Regions from separate parts of the Homo sapiens genome. Here region 2 is linked to region 1. A link is an interaction called in ENCODE POLR2A ChIA-PET data of the cell type or tissue named here. Cell type or tissue: PC-9. All regions are shown on one strand. Links, peaks and the distances in the headings refer to the core of each region. The heading gives the core; the rest is flanking DNA.

Region 1 (6,510 bases), core at 661-5,660:
CACCCAGGCTGGGGAGCTCAGAGGAGACACCCAAGTTTTTGCATTAAAAAAGCATGCCTTCTGCTCATAAATGGCATCTGTAGAGTGCTGTGATGTTTGCAGACGTATTCACACCTGTCTGCCTGTGTAATCCACACAGCAACCCCGGAAGCAGATTCGGCAAGGACTCTCATGCTCCCTTCCTGCCATCCTCTTTTGCATGGACAAAGAAGAAAGGAAACAACTAGAACCCAAAAAGAGATAACAAGAAGGAGTTGCATTGTGGATGCTTTACCAATCGATACCAAAATTTTGAGATTTTGATCCCCAAGGAGGTGTTGTATTGGTTATTGCTTCTTTTTAAAGCGAAGAAAAAAACAATTGTTCCTAGTCAATTTCTCATTGTCATTTGTCAGTTCAGGAGTCCCTGGGGATGTCCTTAACTGTGGAGTAGAAGCACAATAGCCAAGAATTGCCTCACAATTCCTAGAGGCAATAAAAGATTTTGAATCTGGCTGGGGTGGTGGCTCACTCCTGTAATCCCAGAACTGTGGGAGGCTGAAGCAGGCAGATCACCTGAGGTCAGAAGTTCGAGACCAGCCTGGCCAAATGGTGAAACCTCGTCTCTACTAAAAAAACACAAAAATTAGCCAGGTGTGGTGGTGCATGCCTGTAGTCCCAGCTGATCAGGAGGCTGAGGCAGGAGAATTGCTTGAATCGAGGAGGTGGAGGTTGCAGTGAGCCGAGATCACACCACGGCACTCCAGCCTGGATGAGTGGCTTTTGGAGCTAAAAATAGGTTGCAAGATGTGTGATTTTGTGTGTGTGTGTGTGTGTGTGTGTGTGTGTTTAACCTCCCTCAGTATTTGTGAAATGGGAATACCACAGCCTCCTTCAGAGAGCATCATGACGTTAATGACGTGAACAGGTGGATGGCTGATGGTGCCCGTGTAGTTAGTGGCGGTCCTCGCCGCACAATCAGCCCTCCTTTTGTACCCAGTTCTTGTGCACCAGATGGGGTCATTGGTGACAAATGAGTCACATGATCAGTCATCTGTCTTCTTTATCAGTAACAACCTGGCAAAGATCTCCTTGAGGAATCATCTCAGGGGCAGCTGGGGTGTTGTCAATTTTCATACCCCTTGGACTTGGCTTTCTAAGTGGGCTGTGACATCAGGACACAGGAAAGTTGAGAGGCTCTCAGATCTAAGTCATGCCTCTGAAGGATCTGTTGATTGTCAGCAGACGGTTAATAAGGCAGGAGCTCAGAGATCTCCAAAAGAATGAATTTCTCAGCTGGGTGTGGTGGCTCATGCCTGTAATCCCAGCACTTTGGGAGGCCGAGGCGGGCGGATCACGAGGTTAGGAGATCTAGACCATACTGGCTAACACAGCGAAACCCCGTCTCTACTAAAAATACAAAATATTAGCCGGGCATGGTGGTGGGCACCTGTAGTCCCAGCTACTCGGGAGGCTGAGGCAGGAGAATGGCATGAACCCTGGAGGCGGAGCTTGCAGTGAGCCGAGATCGAGCCACTGCACTCCAGCCTGGGCAACAGAGCGAGACTCTGTCTCAAAAAAAAAAAAAAAAAAAAGAATTTATCTCTCTCTCTTTCAACTTATGCAGTACCAGAGATCCAGCCCAAATCCTCTGATAGTTAAAGTTGGGAAAGTGAAGTACTTTCCAGGGCCCCAGGAATCCCTACTCACTTGTCTTACTGAAAAAGAGTCTACGGTTTCAAGCCCGAAGAGCTGTGGCTTGGGTAAGGAGCGTTGGTTCATTTCACTCCAAATGGAGCTACAGCCTAGGAGAGCCACAGGGCTCTTGTAAATGGGGGAATGATTTAATCCCCAAAACCTAGCCAGGGGAGAAATTACTGTAGAGGAGAAATTCTTTCTGATATCCAAATAAAAAGATACAGTGCCCATTCATTTCCTGGAAATTTTTGTTGACAAATACCCTATCTAGAACAGCCTGCACAATGGCCATGCTTTGGGGAGCACAGGAGTAGACAGTCCTGCTTCCTTTACCTTTTCAGCTACATCAATCCAGGTTGTGGCATTTTTTGTTATTAAGAGTAATAATGAGACATGTCTATTGAGCTAGTTTCAACTGAATCATTTAGGAGTTACAGCCTATTGACATAACTGTGTATAAACAAAACCCAGGATTCATTCCAAAAACATGTAAAGTACATTTGTGTGATTTTGTGCTTAGTTTGGTGAGAAGGAACCTAGTTTTGAAGTCTGACTCTGAACTTCAGTTTTCGTTGGTGAAATGAAGATCTAATGATAATCTCTTTCCTGTTATCTCAGTAGCATTCTTGGAGAAGATCACAGAAAGTTAAGACTATGAAAGCATCTATAAACTGTAAGGTGTTGTATACACAATGGGAAAATTAGCCTGGGAGTTTCCCAGTACCATGAGGCGTTCCTGAATAGTGGGAGGGAAAATGCTTTTGTTTTTCTTTCTCCAATGGGATGTGAGTACTATCCTGAAGACAGCGATGCCGTGAAGGACAAACTCCTAAATGCAACTCAAGAGGTTTTTACATATAGCTCAAGTGGAAGAAAATCTGTGGCTTGATGTCCATAGGAGAGTGGGGTAGTGACAACAACTGAACAATTGTTCTTCAGAACTCATGCTAGTAGCAGAGGAATTAAAATAAAGATCCCTGGGAATCTCTTGGAAAGATGGTATCAGCTTAGAATTTCTGGCAAACTCCAGCTAGCATTGCTTGGTAAAGACTGGAACTCACAGGCAGAAGCATCAGCAGGCTGCAGGAATGCAAAGTGGTCTGTGCCAGGGCAGAGCTGAACATGCTGCAGAGTTATACTGTAGAATGGGGGTCCGCAACTCCCAGGCCACCGACTGGCACTGGTCCGTGTCCTATTAGGAACTGGGCCACATAGCAGGTGAGCGGCAGGCAAGCAAGTGAAGCTTCATCTGTATTAATAGCCACTCCCCATCACTCACATTACCACCTGAGCTCCATCTTCTGTGAGATCAGAAGTGCACTAGATTCTCATAGGAGCGCAAGTCCTATCATGAACTGTTCCTTTGAGGGATCTAGGTTGCATGCTCCTTATGAGAATCTGAGAATCTAATGCCTGATGATCTGTCACTGCCTCCCATCAACTCCACATGGGACCATCTAGTTGCAGGAAAACAAGCTCAGGGTCCCCACTGATTCTGCATTATGGTGAATTGTATAACTATTTTATTATATATTACAATGTCATAATAATAGGAATAAAGTACATAATAAATGTAATGTGCTTGAATCATCCCAAAACCATCCTTCTCCCTGGTCCACAGAAAAATTGTCTTCCACTAAACCAGTCCCTGGTGCCAAAAAGGTTGGGGACCATTGCTCTGGAAGAGGGCCACCCCATTGCTCCCCCCTTGGTACAGGGCAAGAGGGATTGGAATTTTGTAAGCCTGGGGACAAGGAGTCCAGGCTGGGGCATAAGCTGCCCAGAAGAGGTGCTGGCCAGTGCTGGGAACAGCATTTGGAGACCTGGAGATAAGCAGACTATGTGTGCAGGTCTACCAGCTGCAGGGAGGCACTGAGGTTATCAGAGGATACCCCTATACTTGTTTCCCTATAGAAGTTCTCCCTGGATTTATGGAGGAAGAATGTGAGAAAAAAAGACAGAAATTCCAACTTACTGAATGCTTACTAGGTGTCAGGCTGCATCAGTTGCTTCCCATATTTGATGTCCTTTAATTTTTCCAAAAGCCCTATGAGAAAAGTGCTAAATCACAGTTGAAAGAGGAAGGTCTGAAGCTCAGATTGAATGACTTCTTCAATTTCTTGGAGGAGAGAGAGGAATCCAACCCGTGCTTCTCACTCCAAAGCCATGGCTTTTCTTCTCCATGATGGTGAAAGAGCTCTCACAAGCTTAGAGAAGTGGTTCCCAATTACAGAAGAACTCTGGAATCACCTGGGGAGTGGAGAATTTTAAAAATTCTCAGAAAAAAAAATCACAGTGGAGTGGTTATTTTAAAAATAACCATACATAAACCCCACTCCTAACGATTCTGTTTTCATAGCTCTAGGATGGATCTTGGGCACTGGTGTATCTTAGAATCTCCAGACTGTTCTAAGATGAAACCTTAGAATACTTTTTATTATATTTTGTTTTGTTTCAAGTAGTGTTCAGAGGAGCTCCTAGTTCAACAGGAGGTAGCATAAAATCTAGTTCTAAGGAGAATTCATTCATTCATTCATTCATTCATTAATTCATTCAATAAGGGAGACCTGTAAGAAAACAAGACTGATGATTCCATATGAACTTTAAAGTAGTTTTTTCCAATTCTTTGAAGAACGTCGTTGGTAGCTTGATGGGGATGGCAGTGAATCTATAAATTACCTTGGGCAGTATGGCCATTTTCACGATATTGATTCTTCCTACCCAGGAGCATGGAATGTTCTTCCATTTGTTTGTATCCTCTTTTATTTCATTGAGCAGTGGTTTGTAGTTCTCCTTGAAGAGGTCCTTCACGTCCTTTGTAAGTTGGATTCCTAGGTATTTTATTCTCTTTGAAGCAATTGTGAATGGGAGTTCACTCATGATTTGGCTCTCTGTCTGTTATTGGTGTATAAGAATGCTTGTGATTTTTGCACATTGATTTTGCATCCTGAGACTTTGCTGAAGTTGCTCACCAGCTTAAGGAGATTTTGGGCTGAGACAATGGGGTTTTCTAGATATACAATCATGTCATCTGCAAACAGGGACAATTTGACTTCCTGTTTTCCTGATTGAATGCCCTTTATTTCCTTCTCCTGCCTGATTGCCCTGGCCAGAACTTCCAACACTATGTTGAATAGGAGTGGTGAGAGAGGGCATCCCTGTCTTGTGCCAGTTTTCAAAGGGAATGGTTCCAGGTTTTGTCCATTCAGTATGATATTGGCTGTGGGTTTGTCATAGATAGCTCTTATTATTTTGAGATAAGAGCCCACATTGCCAAGTCAATCCTAAGCCAAAAGAACAAAGCTGGAGGTATCACGCTACCTGACTTCAAACTATACTACAAGGCTACAGTAACCAAAACAGCATGGTACTGGTACCAAAACAGAGATATAGACTAATGGAACAGAACAGAGCCCTCAGAAATAATGCCAGATATCTACAACTATCTGATCTTTGACAAACCTGACAAAAACAAGCAATGGGGAAAGGATTCCCTATTTAATAAATGGTGCTGGGAAAACTGGCTAGCCATATGTAGAAAGCTGAAACTGGATCCCTTCCTTACACCTTATACAAGAATTAATTCAAGACGGATTAAAGACTTATATGTTAGACCTAAAACCATAAAAACCCGAGAAGAAAACCTAGGCAATACCATTCAGGACATAGGCATGGGCAAGGACTTCATGTCTAAAACACCAAAAGCAATGGCAACAAAAGCCAAAATTGACAAGTGGGATCTAATTAAACTAAAGAGCTTCTGCACAGCAAAAGAAACTACCATCAGAGTGAACAGGCAACCTACAGAATGGGAGAAAATTTTTGCAACCTACTCATCTGACAAACGGCTAATATCCAGAATCTACAATGAACTCAAATAAATTTACAATAAGAAAACAAACAACCCCATCAACAAGTGGGCAAAGGATATGAACAGACACTTCTCAAAAGAAGACATTTATGCAGCCAAAAGACACATGAAAAAATGCTCATCATCACTGGCCATCAGAGAAATGCAAATCAAAACCACAATGAGATACCAGCTCACACCAGTTAGAATGGCAATCATTAAAAAGTCAGGAAACAACAGGTGCTGGAGAGGATGTGGAGAAATAGGAACACTTTTACACTGTTGGTGGGACTGTAAACTAGTTCAACCATTGTGGAAGTCAGTGTGGCGATTCCTCAGGGATCTAGAACTAGAAATACCATTTGACTCAGCCATCCCATTACTGGGTATATACCCAAAGGATTACAAATCATGCTGCTATAAAGACACATGCACATGTATGTTTATTGCGGCACTATTCACAATAGCAAAGACTTGGAACCCACCCAAATGTCCAACAATGATAGACTGGATTAAGAAAATGTGGCACATATAGACCATGGAATACTATGCAGCCATAAAAAAGGATGAATTCATGTCCTTTGTAGGGACATGGATGAAGCTGGAAACCATCATTCTCAGCAAACTATCGCAAGGAGAAAAAATCAAACACAGCATGTTCTCACTCATAGGTGGGAATTGAACAATGAGAACACATGGACACAGGAAGGGGAACATCACACACTGGGGTCTGTTGTGGGGTGGGGGGAGTGGGGAGGGATAGCATTAGGAGATATACCTAATGCTAAATGACGAGTTAATGGGTGCAGCACAGCAACATGGCACATGTATATACAACAAACCTGCACATTGTGCACATGTACCCTAAAACTTAAAGTATAATAATAATAAAATTAAAAAAAAAGAAAGAAAACAAGACTGATGAGTGAATAGAGGAATTCTGAGCTGTGGGAACCAGAATGCCCCTGTGGTATGGCAGGAAT
Region 2 (6,176 bases), core at 856-5,855, 580 kb after region 1:
TGCCCCTCACTCTTACAAAATGTTTTGTTAAGGGAAATACTACTGAGATGTACCTCACTCTTACAAAATATTTCTTTTTTTATTTTTGAGGCGGAGTCTTGCTCTGTTGCCCAGGCTGGAGTGCAGTGGTGCGATCTTGGCTCACTGCAACCTCCGTCTCCTGGGTTCAAGCTGTTCTCTTGACTCAGCTTCCCAAGTAACTGGGACTACAGGCATGCGCCACCACGCCCAGCTAATTTTTGTATTTTTTAGTAGAGATGGGGTTTCGCTATATGTTGGCCAGTCTGGTCTTGAACTCCTGACCTTGTGATTCACCCACCTCGGTCTCCCAAAGTGTTGAGATTACAGGTGTGAGCCATTAAAAAATATTTCTCTCTGCTTAAACAGACATTTAAAAATAAGCAACCTGGCCGGGTGTGGTGACTCATTTATTTATTAAAAAATAAATAAATACATAAATAAATAAAGTAAAAAAAATCAGCAACCTAAAAAGAGGGATTTTTTTTGTATCCTTTTTAATATCTCAGAACAAGTTGAGGACACTGAAAAGCTGAATTTAATATATTGCAGTCAGAATATTTCAAAAGTCTTGAAAATAATTTCATTAATTTTAGATTTTATTTTTAAATAGCTTAAAGGATGTATTGGGCCTAAGTTTTTTGAGCTAAGAATGTAACTTAAGTGATCAAACCTAAGGGTTCACGAAAAAGATTCTAATGAAATTTCTGAGAATTGATTTTTAAATGTCTGTGATTCATTTTCTGCTCTAAAAACTTCAACCCTTAAGGTTTGGGTTTTGAAAGGCAATGAATTTGGCTGCAGAAAAGAGTGGACTCTTTCTCCATTTGGTTTTGGTTTGGATTTTGGTTATTTTTGTTTGTGTTTTCAAGTTTGTTTTATTACAATGCCTTGGCCAGCACTGTTCTATTACTTTGTCCAACTGTTTTTGAGAGTACAGAGTTATGAAGGATTTTATTTCCTTCATAACTTTCTTTGAAAAGTTTTCCTTCATAGAACTTTTCAAAGAAAGAGATGAAGTGGTGAAGAAAGAGAAGGGATGGAAAATGAAGTACCAAACCAATGACCCTCTCAACTAGAGAGAAATGCTATTGACAAGGACCAGGTCCCCTGACTCCCTCCCTGCCTCTACCCCATTAATAGTTTACCAAGTCAGTTTTGCTCTCTTCATTCATTCTACAATTAATGGTCATTGGGCATTTGTCCTGAAGATGCCATAGGGGAACAGGAGCTACAAACAACCAGATCATGCAAGTCCACTGGGTAAACATCCTAGCAGTCATTACACAGCTTTGTTAGAGCTCAGAGAAAAAAGGACTGGCTTAAAAGGGAACTCATAGACCAAGGAACAATTAAGAGGGACTTTTTGGAGTTTGGGTACGATGAGGGCCCTGAGGGGAGAAAGGGCATTTCAGACAGGAAAAACAGCTGATGAAAATACACATCCTGTATTCAGGGATTTGAGAGAACATCCAGTTAAGAGTTTAGAGAGGGTGAGGTCAGTCTCTAGAGAAGATTCTGGAAAGTTTGTCTAGGGCCAGAGTAGTAAGTGTTGGGTACATCAAGCCAAACAGTTTGGTTTTATTCCTCTAGGCAAAGTGGAGCTGTTGAAAGACTGGCTGGTGGGGAGGTGAGTAGAGACAGAACTGTGGTGGTCTGTTAGCAAAATGGATTAGATCTAGCTGGAGAATGCCAGTGGGGCTCTGAGGGAGGAGACAAGAGGACTATTTGGAGTGTACAGACATAATTAAATCTGTAAATGAGGCTGGGCACAGTGGCTTACGTGTGTAATCCCAGCACTTTGAGAGGTCGAGGTGGGTGGATGGCTTAAACACAGGAGTTTGAGACCAGCCTGGCCAACATGACGAAATCTCTATCAAAATAAAAAAAAAAAAAAAAGAATCAGTGCCACAAGATACTCGCTACTCGGGAGGCTAAGGTGGGAGGATCGCTTGAGCCCGGGCAGTGGAGGTTACAGTGAGCCAAGATAGTGCCATTGCACTCCAACCTGGGCAATAGAATGAGACCCGTCTCAAAACAACAACAACAACAACAAAAAGCTGTAAATGAGGCAAGCTTAAACCAAAGCAGCCCGAGAGTAGTAAAAAGATAGTGGGGATATTTAGGAATGGAAATGGCTGAGTTTTGTAGATGTCTGGATGCTCAGGTCAAAGAAAATAAGGCAGGAGTTGAAGAAAATCTAGGTTTCTGTCTTAGAAACCGGGGAGAGAATGACGAAATTTTAAATCTGGGTGTGTTGCGGTTCTTGATAAGAAAGAGGATTAATGAGTCTACAGTGGATGCTGAAAGATGAGCTTCCTGCTAATGGATTATTCAAAAAGAAAAAACACATTAAATATGCATTATTCATTCACTCAACAAACACTTACAGGGCATTACCATGTGCTAGGTAGGCACTATAATAGGACTTGGGGATATAGCAGTGAACAAAACAGTAGCCTCAGCCTCATCATGTTTATGATACCCTGGGGAATACTGATGATAGTAATAGCTACTATGTGTTGAGTGTTAAGTCTGTGCTAAATACTTTACTTTAGATTATCTGATTTGATCCTCATCACTCTAAGAAGTAGGCATTATTAATATCCCCATTTTACAGAAGAGGAAACAGGCAAAGTGCAAAGTGAGGTCAGTAACTTGCCCAGCTAGAAAGCAGCAGAGTCATGTTGGGAAACACAGAGTCAAAGCCTACTTTCCTAACCTCTAAAGTCTACACAAGACAGAGGGTAAAAAGAGGCTGGCATTCTTATGGTTTTAGGTCTAACATTTAAGTCTTTAATCCATCTTGAATTAATTTTTGTATAAGGTGTAAGGAAGGGATCCAGTTTCGGCTTTCTACATATGGCTAGCCAGTTTTCCCAGCACCGTTTATTAAATAGGGAATCCTTTCCCCATTGCTTGTTTTTGTCAGGTTTGTCAAAGATCAGATAGTTGTAGATACGCGGCATTATTTCTGAGGGCTCTGTTCTGTTCCATTGGTCTATAATGAGAACACATGGACACAGGAAGGGGAACATCACACACTGGGGACTGTTGTGGGCGGGGGGGAGGGGGGAGGGATAGCATTAGGAGATATACCTAATGCTAAATGACGAGTTAATGGGTGCAGCACACCAACATGGCACATGTATACATATGTAACAAACCTGCACGTTGTGCACATGTACCCTAGAATTTAAAGTATAATAATAATAAAATTTAAAAAAAAAAGAGGCTGGAGTTCACAAGGAGATGAGGGTGGAGACTGAGAAAAGCTTTGCCACCTTGTGAAAGCTGCAAGCTCCTTTTACAGTTATTTATTAGCAGGGATTTCATTTCAAAGCAATTCGGGTACTTAAAATCTATCTCTTGTTTTCACTTTTTTAAAAAGCAGTTTTTCAGGCAGGGCGCAGTGGCTCATGCCTGTAATCCCAGCACTTTGGGAGGCGGAGGCGGGTGGATCGCCCGAGCTCAGGAGTTGGAGACCACCCTGGGCAACATGGTGAAACCCCCATCTCTACTAAAATACAAAAAATTAGCTGGGCATGGTGGAACGCGCCTGTAGTCTCAGCTACTCTGGAGGCTGAGGCATGAGAACTGCTTCCACCTCCACCCTGGAAGTGGAGGTTGCAGTGAGCCAAGATCACGCCACTGCACTCCAGCTTGGGCTACAGAGTGAGATTCTGTCTCAAAAAAAAAAAAAAGTTTTTTTTTTTTTGAGTTTTTCTTGAGTCCTGCGGCAGTTATGCAGAGACACCCAGCCAGGGTGCAGCCAGGTCACGGGGTGCTCTATGTGTCCAGACCCCATACCCAGTTATGGGTGCTGAATCTTTCATTTGAAACATGGATGCAGCTTCTTCAGTCTATCACACCCCTCCATGGCTCCACATTAATCCCCTAGCACTAATGGTGTTCATCACATCTTCTGACAACTAATGCAGTTTGTGCTGGAAAAAAAATTATTTTATAACTCCAAGGACATTAATAATTAACTTCTAGTCCACAAAACTAGTAATATCAGTTTGCTGAAATAAAGTCACCAGTGAGTGTTTCATTCTTCTTTAAAGGGTGTCTTCTATTATTATTATTCTACAGTGCAATTTAGTCATCAAAGGTTTACTCAGCCTCATGTTTATAAATTATATAGGGCAAGGATTTAAGTCTTCTGGCCCTACCTGTTCTGAAGACAGGGAGGGCCATAACCTTGTTGTCATACAGGGCACCTGCCTTGAGAGATGATTTGTGAACTTGAAGTTTCTTGCTTCTTTTAGAAATCTGGGGTGAATATACAGATTTCCCTTTGTGACGCAATCAGAGGAATAACCAGCTAGTTGCCTGCCACGAAGAGAGACTGGCTTTTATCCTTCAGAAGGCCGGTTGGAAACAAGTTCATCTTTTTCAATCGAGTTTCAGAATCTTGTCTTGATTATGTGACATAATAATGGTGGCTTTCCAATTCTTCTGTGCAATATTGTTTTTTCATTGTGGTGGTTACAGATAGTTTTTTTTTTGAGGGGGAAGGGCTACTGCCTTAGAGAAATAAAAGTAAAGCAGAAATAATCTAGTGTGCTGCCTACCTAAGTTGGAAATTCCAAGTCCTGACCCACGTTTACATCCCAAGGGAGATGGCTGCCAATCAAGGGCTCATCCACTGTTCATCCAGGGTGAGGGACTTTGGCTTTCCTGAAAAAGTGGTGAGTTTCCCATGCAGCCCTCAAATCACAGCATCCCAAGATGTTGCCATCACAATTAAAGGAGTAGGGGAGGAAGTGGCAGGTGTCTTCCTTTTTTGGTTCCTCCGTTTGAAAAGGGCTTAAAGTAAAAATCAGAGTTAAAGTAACTGGCCTGATCCTATATAGGGGGGTGGGGTTGAACTCCTCGAGGTCATAGGAAGGAGGACCTCGGTTTCCCTGCCAAAACACTCTCATCCCCCAGCTGCAACCCTGGCAGCCCTTGGCCAGAGCCAAGCTAGAGGATGGAAGTCACACTCAAGGGCGTCCGACTCTGGATCTTAGAGGGATTCCTGGCGTTGGCAGGGAGGGCCGAGTCAATTCATTCGGGGCGAGATGCATTCCAAGAATGCTTCTGTGGTCGGCGAGGAGTGGAAAAATCAGGTATCACAAATATTCTGAGGAAACCTAATAGGTACCAGAATCGCAGGGTTCAAACAGGTGACAACGACAAAGGACATTGGCAACTAGAACTCAAAAAGGGGTGAGCGCACTCTCTGCCCGGTGCCCGAGCTTCCACCACTTTCCCCAGTGTCCCCTCTCTTCTCTTTCCTAGGTTGACACCAGCCTAAGCGCCAGCGTTCGCCGGTGAGGGGGCTCCGTGGAGAGGGGGGCGGAGTCCCGCGCCGAACGCCGGAATCCAAAGTAAACACCTCGCCAAACCTACGTTTAGAAAGTGATACCGAACACCACATTCACGTTTTAAAAAAAAATACTGTTTGCTAAGAAGATGAGAGCAAAACATTTCCCAGCTGGAAAATTACTGATCACAAACCAAGGGGAGAGTGGGGGTGGGGGAGGCAGCGTTATAAGATTGAAGTAAAGATCGCCGTTTCCTATTCCCTTCCCGGTGGGCAAGGACGCCTGCGGCGGGCTCGGTGTGCACTTTTTGAGAGCTAGGATCCCACCGCATCGCTCCACTTCCTGGCACATGGTCACTTCCCAGGGAAGTCCCTTTAGGGGGGCCTGACCTACCCGGAGCCTGAGCCGAAGGAACGAGTTGTCCTTTGACCTTTACTGGCCATTTCACCTCTTTATGACTCAATTTCTCATCCATAAAGTGGAAAGGAGAGTGCGTGGCTTGAAAAGTCATCAGTGAGTGTTTAATTCTTCTTTAATGGGTGTCTTCTATTATTATTATTATTCTACAGTGCAATTTAGTCATCAAATATTACAGGCAGTGGCTCACGCCTGTAATCCCAGCACTTCGGGAGGCCGAGGCAGGCTGATCACTTGAGGTCAGGTGTTCGAGACCTGCCTGGCCAACATGGTGAAACCCCGTCTCCACGAAAAATACAAAAATTAGCCGGCGTCGTGGCGCACGCCTGTAATCCCCGCTACTCGGGAGGCTGACGCAGGAGAATCGCTTGGACGCAGGAGGCGGAGGTTGCACTGAGCTGAGATCGTGCCACTGCATTCCAGCTTGGG

What was found. ChIA-PET counts read pairs that join two places held together with the same protein. Peaks named below come from ENCODE experiments on the same cell type or tissue, not always from the same donor. Only the 100,000 strongest peaks of a DNase experiment are listed, where the experiment ranks them.
Region 2: POLR2A ChIA-PET joins it to region 1 with 10 read pairs; 2 of 35 experiments call an interaction of 5 or more read pairs at or near these places.

What each region holds. Positions count from the first base shown.
Region 1 is chr9:108,067,446-108,073,955 of GRCh38, reverse strand. The region is part of intron 4 of LOC105376214 (a long non-coding RNA gene); the gene reads left to right. Among named protein-coding and RNA genes, the nearest start is that of KLF4, 580 kb to the right of the region's middle. In PC-9, for the core only: no CTCF peak of the experiment used is centred there; no DNase peak of the experiment used is centred there.
Region 2 is chr9:107,490,707-107,496,882 of GRCh38, reverse strand. No RefSeq gene overlaps it. Among named protein-coding and RNA genes, the nearest start is that of KLF4, 4.0 kb to the right of the region's middle. In PC-9, for the core only: no CTCF peak of the experiment used is centred there; no DNase peak of the experiment used is centred there; H3K4me3 peaks cover 35 bases; H3K27ac peaks cover 603 bases.